Linked DNA regions of Homo sapiens: region 2 is linked to region 1. A link is an interaction called in ENCODE POLR2A ChIA-PET data of the cell type or tissue named here. Cell type or tissue: GM12878. All regions are shown on one strand. Each heading gives the region's core, and the rest is flanking DNA. Links, peaks and the distances in the headings are about the cores only.

What was found. ChIA-PET counts read pairs that join two places held together with the same protein. Peaks named below come from ENCODE experiments on the same cell type or tissue, not always from the same donor. Only the 100,000 strongest peaks of a DNase experiment are listed, where the experiment ranks them.
Region 2: POLR2A ChIA-PET joins it to region 1 with 5 read pairs; 3 of 35 experiments call an interaction of 5 or more read pairs at or near these places.

What each region holds. Positions count from the first base shown.
Region 1 is chr10:5,843,464-5,848,840 of GRCh38, forward strand. No RefSeq gene overlaps it. Among named protein-coding and RNA genes, the nearest start is that of TRV-TAC3-1, 7.6 kb to the right of the region's middle. RefSeq lists enhancers at 527-826, 2,441-2,490, 2,641-2,740. In GM12878, for the core only: no CTCF peak of the experiment used is centred there; a DNase peak (open chromatin) is centred at 2,848; H3K4me3 peaks cover 1,653 bases; H3K27ac peaks cover 2,837 bases.
Region 2 is chr10:5,784,777-5,790,153 of GRCh38, forward strand. GDI2 (GDP dissociation inhibitor 2) reads right to left here. Exons shown (of 11, transcript NM_001494.4): 5 at 1,076-1,274; 6 at 366-497. Among named protein-coding and RNA genes, the nearest start is that of GDI2, 26 kb to the right of the region's middle. In GM12878, for the core only: no CTCF peak of the experiment used is centred there; no DNase peak of the experiment used is centred there.

The DNA.
Region 1 (5,377 bases), core at 164-5,163:
ATGGTGAAACACCCTCTCTACTAAAAATACAAAAGAATTGGCCGGGTATGGCGGTGCGTGCCTGTAGTCTCAGCTACTCAAGAGGCCGAGGCGGGAGAATTGCTTGAACCCAGGAGGCGGAGGCTGCAGTTAGCCAAGATCGCACCACTGCACTCCAGCCTGGGCAACAGAGGGAGACTCTGTCTCAAACAAAACAAAACAAAACAAAAAACTGTAAGTCACTTATTTTAGCTATCTTTTTTGGGTAGTTTTATTTTAAAATCTAAGTCTTGGAACTTGTGATAAAGTTGAGCCTTACATATATTAAATTTTAAACCAGAACTGTATTTAGCTTTGTTTTAGCTTTGAAGAAGTTATCTATCTTTCACCATGGAAAGAGAAGCTGTACTATCAAAATAGCTCCTCCCCGCTCTCTGCTAAGTGAAAATGTGAAATCTCCCAGCTGACTACTTTCACCTGCATAAGTAATAATTTCCTTCTCTCCTTCTCTCTTCTCTCCTTTCTGTGTAGGGGGACAGAAGCCATATATATATATATATATATGCACATACAGTTTAGCTGTGTTTGGTAGTCAGAAAGACTAGTGACTAATTTCAGAGGAGATAAAATAAGAAGCTCTCATATCTTAAAAAAAAAAAGTCAAATGTGAGTCTTGATTGTCCTAGGAAACCCCCATTTTCAGGTCGGTGGTTTCTAATGATCTTCTCATCTTCCACGAAGCTTGGTCCAAAGGAGCCACATCGCTGAGGACTTTTGCTCTTCCCTCTTTGGAGACAGAAGCAAACAAAGAGACTATGATTTCCTTTTTTCTTGAGGGATCACCTTTTACAATATTTGCTCTAAATACATACTCCAAATCATAAACCTGAAACCAGGCACAGTGGCTCATGCCTGTAATCCCCACACTTTGGAAGGCTGAGGCGGGAGGATTCAGTGAGCTCAGGAGTTCAAGACTGTCCTGGGCAACACACGGAAACCCCGTCTCTACTAAAAATCAAAAAAATTAGCCACGTACAGTGGCATGCACCTGTAGTTCCAGCTACTAAGGAGGCTGAAGCAGGTGTATTGCTTGAGCCCCAGAAGTCGAGGATGCAGTGAGCTGTAATTGCACCACTGAACTCCAGCCTGGTCAACAGAGTGAGACACTGTCCCAAAAAAGAAAAATCATACACCTGGTCTAATTTTGATCAAAGGTTTTTTTGAGCCTTACTATAGGAATAGGCATTTCATTTGTTATATAACATATCATCGAAGATCTTTCCTTGCCAATCTGTCCAGGAGGACAATCTGTGTAGTCATTTGCCCTACGGCGACACAGGCAGCCTGAAACGTGCCTGGTGGAAATTCCTACACTACAGAATGGCATTTTGCTGCTTGCTGAAAATAACTTGTAAAGAAGAGCTGGTTCCAGATGTTTGTGGGTGAAACACGTTGAAAGCCATCTCCGAAAGCCTGCAAAATGATTTGCCTGCGAAGTGGACCACTTCGTCTTTGGGTGAAAAGAGGAAATTATTATTTACCCCTAAGGCCTGGGAAGAGTTTTTATTTCAGCTTGTCTCATTTTTGGATGCTGGCAGATGGGAAAAGCCAACAAAATAAATTGGCCGAGGTTGTTGCAATAGGTCACAAAGCTGGGGACATCTGATGGGTGAATTAATGTTACTGTCAGTTGCTTCTCTCTCCCTGACCACTCCTGTCACTTGGAAAAACACGGTAAAGATAAATTAACCCAGGCAGTGCGGAGCTGGCCATGGCCAATTTATAGTCACGTGAGCTCAGGGCCTGCTGCTGGCTCACTGCCATTTCAGCCTCCTTAGTAAGATCTTTTTTTTTTTTTTTTGAGACAGAGTCTCGCTCTGTCACCGAGTCTGGAGTGCACTGGTGTGATCTCGGCTCACTGCAATGTTTGCCTCCCAGGTTCAGGCAATTCTCCCATCTCAGCCTTCTGAGTAGCCGGGACTACAGGTGTGTGCCACCATGCCAGGCTAATTTTTGTATTTTTGATAGAGATGGGGTTACACCATGTTGTCCAGGCTGGTCTTGAACTCCTGAGCTCAGGCCATCCGCCCACCTCGGCCTCCCAAAGTGTTGGGATTATAGGTGTGAGCCACCTCACCCAGACTAGTTCTTTTTTTTTTTTTTTTTCTTTAATGGAGTCTCGCTCTGTGGCCCAGACTGGAGTGCAATGGCGCGATCTCAGCTCACTGCAACCTCCGTCTCCCGGGTTCAAGTGATTCTCCTGCCTCAGCCTCCTGAGTAGCAGGGATTACAGGCACCCATCACCATGCCTGGCTAATTTTTGTATTTTTAGTAGAGACAGGGTTTCACCATGTTGGCCAGGCTGGTCTAGAACTCCTGACCTCAGGTGATCCACCTGTCTCCGCCTCCCAAACTGCTGGGATTACAGGCATGAGCCACCACACCTGGCCTCTTTTTTTTTTTTTTAGACAGGGTCGTGCTCTGTCACTTGGGCTAGAGTGTAGTGACACAGTATCAGCTCAGTGCAACCTCCACCTCCTGGGCTCAAGCAATCCTCCCACCTCAGCCTCCCAAGTAGATGGAACTACAGGCAAGCCCCACACGCCTGGCTAATTTTTGTATTTTTTGCACAGACAGAGTTTCGCCATGTTGTGTAGGCTGGTCTTGAACTCCTGGGCTCAAGCGATCTGCTCGCCTCAGCCTCCCAAAGTGCTGGGATTACAGGTGTGAGCCACCGTGTCTGGCCAGCAAGTTCTTTTGTCATGGCAAAATGAAACCAAGTTGAAAACTGAAAAACAAAGCAGGGGGGAAGTGTGGTCCTTGCTGGTGGATTGTTCATTGTCATTAGCAACCCACTTTTGGTCCAGATTGATATCTGAACAGTAAAAGTGTCTGGTTATTATTGAACGGGTTGCTTTGTGTGCTGGAAAATGTGAGTCAGACCCCGGAGGGGAAATTCAGCCCCACTGAGAAGTCAAGCATGGTGTCAAGCCAATGAGAAAAGGTCAGTAAATTTCTAGACTTTTCTTTCACTGTACTATATTCAGGAAACTGGAATGGGAAGTTAAAATTCCAGCCTAGGCATAATCGTCACTGATATTTAAGAGACAGAAAGAAAATTTCCCAACTCTTTGAAGGAAGCTTTGCAAACACAGCCTGATCTCTTTATGTGGAAATGGTCCAGGTAACAGTGTGGACATTTGGAGAAGGTGACGCTCTGTTTACTAAGAGGGCAGGGGGCCAGGTGTATTTTAGGACCCTCATCTATGTGATCTCAGACAAGTTGCTGAGCTTTGCTGAGCCTCAACTGCATTGGATGGTTTTAGCTCTTAAATCTTTTTTTTTTTTTTTTTTTTTTGAGATGGAGTCTCACTTTGTCATCAAGCTGGAGTGTAGTGGCGCAATCTTGGCTCACTGGAACCTCCGCTTCTGGCCTTTAAGCAATCCTCCTGCCTCAGACTCCTGAGTAGTTGGGACTATAGGCACATGCCACCGCATCTGGCTAATTTTTGTATTTTTAGTAGGGACAGGGTTTCGCCATTTTGGCCAGGCCAGTCTTGAACTCCTGACCTCAGGTGATCCACTCACCTTGGCCTCCCAAAGTGCTGGGATTACAGCCATGAGCCACCTCGCCCGGCCTAGGTCTTAAATCTAAGATATAAAACAATCTGATACTATGGCTCCATGTTCCTATTGGGTAAACCAGGACTCCCCAGAAAGCCACGGAATTACCTTTAATGACAGATTACAAACAAAATAATACTACAGTAACAACTTGTCATCATGTACCTTCTGTGTGTGCCAGGCTTTCCTCTCACAGCCACATGGCAAGGTAGGTATTGTGACCTTTTTACAAGCAAGAAGATTGAAGGTAAGGGGCTAATCCACCTGGGCTGTGATTTATTTATTTATTATTATTTTTTGGATACAGGTTCTCACTCCTGTCGCCCCAGGCTGGAATGCAGTGGCACAATCTCAGCTCACTGCAGCCTTGACTTCCTGGGCTCAGGCAATCCTCCCTCCTTAGCCTCCTGAGTAGCTGGGACTACAAGCACGCACCACCATGCCTGGCAAATTTTTTTTTTTTTTTGAAACGGGGTGTTGCTCTGTCACCCAGGCTGGAGTGCAATGGTGTGATCTTGGCTCACTGCAACCTCTGCCTCCCAGGTTCAAGCAATTCTCCTGCCTCAGCCTCCCGAGTAGTTGGGATTACAGGCGCACACCACCATGCCCAGCTAATTTTTGTATTTTTAGTAGAGACAGGGTTTCACCATTTTGGCCAGACTGGTCTCGAACTCCTGACCTCAGGTGATCCCCCCACCTCAGCCTCCCAAAGTGCTGGGATTACAGGTGTGAGCCACCACACCTGGCCTAATTTAAAAATTTTTTGTAGAGACAGGGTCTCATTGTGTTGCCCAGGCTGATCTCGAGTTCCTGGGCTCAAGTGATCCTCCCTACTAGGCCTCCCATAGGATTATAGGCTTGAGCCACCATGATAGGCCACGCTGTGATTTAAACACAGAGCTCTCTGGTGTGGTCCATCCATTCTACCAACCTGTCCTTTACTGCCCAGAGCCCTGTGGCACACAGGAAAATAACATTTCTTTCTTCTTTCTTTTTTTTTTTTTTGAGACAGAGTCTCCCTCTGTCGCCCACACTGGAGTGCAATGGCGGGATCTCAGCTCACTGCAACCTCCGCCTCCCGGATTCAAGCAATTCTACTGCCTCAGCCTCCTGAGTAGCTGGGAATACAGGTGCATGCCACCACGCCCGGCTAATTTTGGTATTTTTAGTAGAGACGGAGTTTCACCATGTTGATCAGGCTGGTCTCGAACTCCTGACCTCGTGATCTGCCCACCTCGGCCTCCCAAAGTGCTGGGATTACAGGCGTGAGCCACCACGCTCGGCCTAGGAAGATGACATTTCTAGGCCCTCCCAGCATCTGGGTGGAGTCACACACCTAGTGTTGCTAATGGAACATGGCCAGAGTTGAGGCCATTGGCAGGCCTGCCCACAGAAGGGCTGTGTGACAGCTCCTGCTGTCTCTTTCCTCAGTTTGTGTGACTGGAAGCCAAGGAGTCCAAGCTGGTGACACTGCACAGCAGAAGGAGCCTGTGTCCTTGAGTTTACCGCTCAGCGGAAAACCATCTTGGTTCAGGGAAAACCCATGAACCAAGAACATCCACGTCAGACATTTCACAGACGAGAAATAAACATTTACTCTGGTAAGTTCCTGAGATTTTGAGGTTGATTCTTTCAGCAATGATTGAGAATCTGGGCTCCAAATTCAGTTTAACTCATTTTTTTTCCTGTGGTCAGCTAAGAAATAGAGTTCATTTATGCCCTTTCAGAAAGAGCCAAATTGCCACATGGATTAGCATCTCATCTAGGGTTGCCA
Region 2 (5,377 bases), core at 327-5,326, 59 kb before region 1:
ATCTGTCTCCAGGTCTCTCAGGCGTGGATACCAGCACTTACTCTGGTGGAGGTAACAGGGGTGTGAAGTAGATTCTGTGAAGGTCCTTGGTTGTATTTTTGTTAAGTGCGCTGGTTTTGTATTGGCTGGCCTCCAGCCAGGAGTTGGCACTTACAAGAGCACATCAGCTACAGTTGTATAAAACTGGATTTTTTTTAACTGAAGATCCATGCATATCATTATATGTTAATTTTATTTCAATAAAAATAAAAAGCATCTTATTACTCATAGACTGATCTCATCTCATTATTTAAACTATATCTCATATACACATTATGTTGAAGATGAGGTTTTGGATCACTGAGGTTTTAAACACAGGCTCTTACCTTGCAAATCCTTGGGGCAGTTCTCCAAGGCCATAGAGTGGATAAAGGTATGGGCTTTTGCCATATCTTGCCAAAGATTCACTGTAAAGTTTAATTCTATTAATGGTTTCATAACACGGTTGATCTAAGTAACTGGAAGAAAGGAAATGAGTATTAGGAAAGGGCTTTAGTTTTCATTCATGGTGTTCAATTTATAATTTTTTTTGAAGCGATTTCAATCCGCTATCTTCTTTTTTGTTTTTTTGTTTTTTGAGACAGGGTCTCACTCTGTCGCCCAGACTGGAGTGCAGTGGTGCAATCTCGGCTCCCCACAACTTCCACCTCCCAGGCTCAAGTGATTCTTCTGCCTCAGCCTCCCAAGTGGCTGGAATTACAGGGACGCACCACTACCGCCCAACTAATTTTTGCATTTTTAGTAGAGAGGGGGTTTCACCATGTTGGCCAGGCTGGTCTTGAACTCCTGACCTCAAATGATCCACCCAACTTGGCCTCCCAAAGTGCTGGGATCACAGGCGTGAGCCACCACACCTGGCCCACTACCTTTATATTTAAATCACTTAAAAGGTCCCAACACTAATTTCAACTAGAACCTCTTCATTCATAGTGCAATATGGCTAAGTATTTGTTTTGTTAGAATTTCCACTTGGAAGACTTGGGAAATTTAGTGAGAATTTCAAGAAAAATACAAATCTAAAAACCAAAATACTTACTCATCAGTTCTGTAAAGTGCAAGAGCATGACCAGTAAAATCTATAACGTCTTGACCCAAATCAAATTTCTTATACACATCTCGCATTGTGGTCTTCTTAGGATCAATGCCTTCAAAAGTTCTTGGATCTTTTTCATCGAAGTTGGCAACATACACTAGGAATTTCCTGAAGCGACGTTTTTCAAACAATCCCATTAGGCCTAAATAAAAAAGAATTTTTCAAAAAGCACACTCACAATCAGACATTGAGGAGAACGAAGTATGAGAGCAAAGTTTAAACATGCCTTGTTATCAACTGCGGAATGCAGGATGCAATTTTTTTTTTTTTTTTTTTTTTTGAGACAGAGTCTTGCTCTGTCGCCTAGACTGGAGTGCAATGACGCAATCTCAGCTCACTGCAACCTCTGCCTCCCGTGTTCAAGCGATTCTCCTGTCTCAGCCTCCCGAGTAGCTGGGATTATAGGCAACCGCCATTACGCCCAGCTAATTTTTGTACTTTTGGTAGAAACAAGGTTTCACCATGTTAGGCTGGTCTCAAACTCCTGACCTCAGGTGATCCGCCCACCACGGCCTCCCAAAGTGCTGAGATTACAGGCATGAGCCACCGCGCCTAAAATGCAGGATGCAATTTAAGATATGGGAGTTTGGACAGCATGGCTTCCAGTTTCACAACACCTTAAACTGACACGATTATAACAGGTTACTTATAAAGTCTTCAATTCTACCATACAATTACAAGTAATTAAAACTACTACTTAACTGAATGAAAAATGTCAAATTATGTTTCTTACTAGGTACAAGGTAAATGTGACTCTGAACAAGTATCCATGAAGCCACCCATCTGAAGAGTCTCCCTTTGACAACTCTGATCTACACTCAGCCAATTGCCTAAATTCTGAATGCTCTTGCTTTTCCGCCTCTGTATGCTAAGATACAACCGGGCACTTAATGATAACAGCTTAAGATAACAAGAACAAATTGACCTCGATAAAATTTCGATGCTGCTGCTACTGCTGCTAGTCACTTATTTTACTGAAGTCCTACATAAGCAACCAATTCGCTGCATTTTACACTAAAAAACAGATGAAGAAGCTACAAATTACCACTTTATAAATCCTCAGCTTTTATTACTAGGCTGTATTTCAACTAATCATAGATGATAGACAAATAGCCAACAAAAAAGAAAATTTTCTGATTTTATCTCCCTTCTCCCCCCATTCCTAAGCTGTACAGCTATTTTTAAAATACAACTACAGTTTTAAAAACAAACTCTCAAATGTTTCTATTGACAGCTTAATGTTTTGATAGATTTAATATTACATCCAAGATCATTTTCCAGCCAACAAAACTGAAAATTAAAACCATGAGGCTGGTCAGGTCGTAGTGGCTCACGCCTATAATCCCAGCACTTTGGAAGGCTGAGGAGGGTGGATCGCTTGAGGTCAGGAGTTCAAGACCAGCCTGACCAACATGGTGAAACCCCATCTCTACTAAAAATACAAAATTAGCTGGGTGTGGTGGCGCACGCCTGTAATCCCAACTACTTGGAAGGCTGGAGCAGGAGAATCGCTTGATAAACCCAGGAGTCAGAGATTGCACTGAGCCGAGATTGCACCATTGTACTCCAGCCTGGGCAACAAGAGTGAGACTCCGTCTCAAAAAAAAAAAAGAAACATGAGGCTATTAATGACAACTGACTACATTTAATTTTTTAAAATTAAGATTTACAATTCAGCCTTTTAAATGGACAGAATGTACACACAGTAAAGGCATAAGGCTGAATAGAAATATCCTATTACCACATCAGCACTATACTTAAGACACAAGTGTAGTTGTAAGAGCTGGGTATAAGACAGGCAAAAGGAAACATGAATCACTATTTCAATGCACTTAAAACTTAGGTATCATATTCCGGTCGGCACAGCCTGTCAGAACTTAAAGCTATTACTAACAGTTATTTTGGAGTATCTCCCAACTTTTGTTTATTTAATAGAAACCTGAGTTGCTGTTACCAACTTTTGTTTTAATCAAAATAAAAATCTATCATGTTTCCTTCTCTTTCCTCTCCTTTATTTTCCTCCATTACCTGATCCTTACCCAGAGAGGGATAGAAATCAGTGCCACTCCTGTTTTACACAGCACAGTAGAGACGTCCTGGCTGTTTTTCCATCCCTTAATTCCATGTTGCTATGCATGGCGCCAAATAGTGATCTCAATGACTAGCTGTTAACAGCATGAGAACCAGATATAATTGTATTACAAATACTTCAAACACCCAGTGCTCATTCTGAAAAACTCCTAATTGAAAAAGTTCAAATCAATAACGTGTTTCCTACTGTGTTTTTTTTTTTTCCATAGAAACAAGGTCTCGCCATGTTGCCCAGGCTGGTCTCAAACTCCCAGGCTCCTAAAGTGTGGAATCACAGGTGTGAGCCACTGCACCTAGTCCCTACTAGGTAGATAATTTTTTACAACTACTATTTATCTATGCTGATGCCTTCCCAGATCACTTTATTTAAAGCGTCCTTCTCACACTCCCTCCTTCCTCTTTCCCCCACAGCAATGGATCACCATGGGATATGCCTTTCTGTATTTACAGTTGTCCCTTGAATAACACATCTGAACTGCCACTTTTTATGTAGATCAGAGGTGTCCAATTTTTTGGCTTCCCTGGGCCACGTTGGAAGAAAAAGAATTGCCTTGGGCCACACATAAAATACACTAACGATAGCTAATGAGCTTTAAAAAAATTGTGAAAAAAAATCTCATGTTTTAAGAAAGTTAACAAATTTCTGTTGGGCTGCATTCAAAGCTACCCTGGACCACATGCAGCCCATAGGCCACAGACAGGACAAGCTTGATGTAGATTTTTTCTTGTCAATAAATGTACTGAAAAAATTTTTGGAGGTTTGCATGTTTTTTTTTTTTTAAAAGGAGTCTCACTCTGTCGCCCAGGCTAGAGTGCGCAGTGGCGCGATTTCGGCTCACTGCAACCTCTGCCCCTGAGGTTCAAGCAATACTCCCACCTAAGCATCCCGAGTAGCTAGGATTAAAGGCATGCACCATCAGACCTGGCTAATTTTTTTTTGTATTTTTAGTAGAGATGGGGTTTCACCATGTTGGACAGGCTGGTGTCAAACTCCTGACCTCAAGTGATCCGCCTGCCTCAGCCTCCCAAAGTGCTGGGATGACAGGCATGAGCCACTATGCCCAGCCAGGTTTGTTTTTTCTTTCAGTTCTACGTTTTATTTTACTTGATTTTTTTTTTTTCCTTTTTGAGATGAGATCTCTGTCACCCAGACTAGAGTGCAGTGGCGCAACCACAGCTCACTGCAGCCACCAACTTCCTGGGCTCAAGCAATCTTCCTGCATCAGCCTCCTGAGTAGCTGGGACTACAGGGTATTCAGCTAATTTTTCTTCTATTTCTTGTAGATACAGGGGTCTTACTATGTTGCCCAGGCTGATCTCGAACTCTCGGGCTCAAGTGATCCACCCACCTCAACCTCCCAAAGTGCTAGGATTACAGCCATGAGCCACAGTAGCCGGCCAAATGATTTTTTTTTTAAGAGATAGGGTCTTGCTATATAAGGATATATCGTCCAGGCTAGAGGTGCAGTGACTATTCCCAGGTGTGAACATAGCACAGTACAGCCTCAAATGCCTGGGTTCAAGCAATCCTCCTGCCTTGGCCTACCAAGTGGCTAGGATTACAGGTGCACAGCAACATGCCCAGCAGATTTGTGACAATTTGAAAAAACTTGCAGATGAACCGCATAGCCTAGAAATACCAAAAAAATTAGAAAAAAGTTATGTATGTCATGAATGCTAAAATATATGTAGATATTATTTACTATCATAAATATATGCAATTCTATTTCAAAGTTAAAATTTAATCACAAAACTTAGGCACACAAACACAGACCATACACGGTGCCACTGTAAACAAAGAAAGATGTAGTATTAAGTCTTAACTGCGTAAGATTAACTGCAGTACATACTGTACTACTGTAATAACTCTGGAGCCACCTTTTGTTGCTAATGTGGTGAGCTCAAGTGTTTGAATATCTTAAAACTCTATGTGACAATAATCATCTCTGCATGAGCAGTTCACCTCTCCAGTAAATTATCTGTCACAGTAAAAAGTGATCTCTCCTTGTTCTCACATATTTTTCATCGTGTTTAGTGCAACACCATAAACACTGAGTAAAACGTAGGACCCACAGGGAATGCCACTGATGCTGGAAGTGCTCCCAAGAAGCAAAGTCATGACATTACAAGAAAAAGTTGAATTCCTTGAAACGT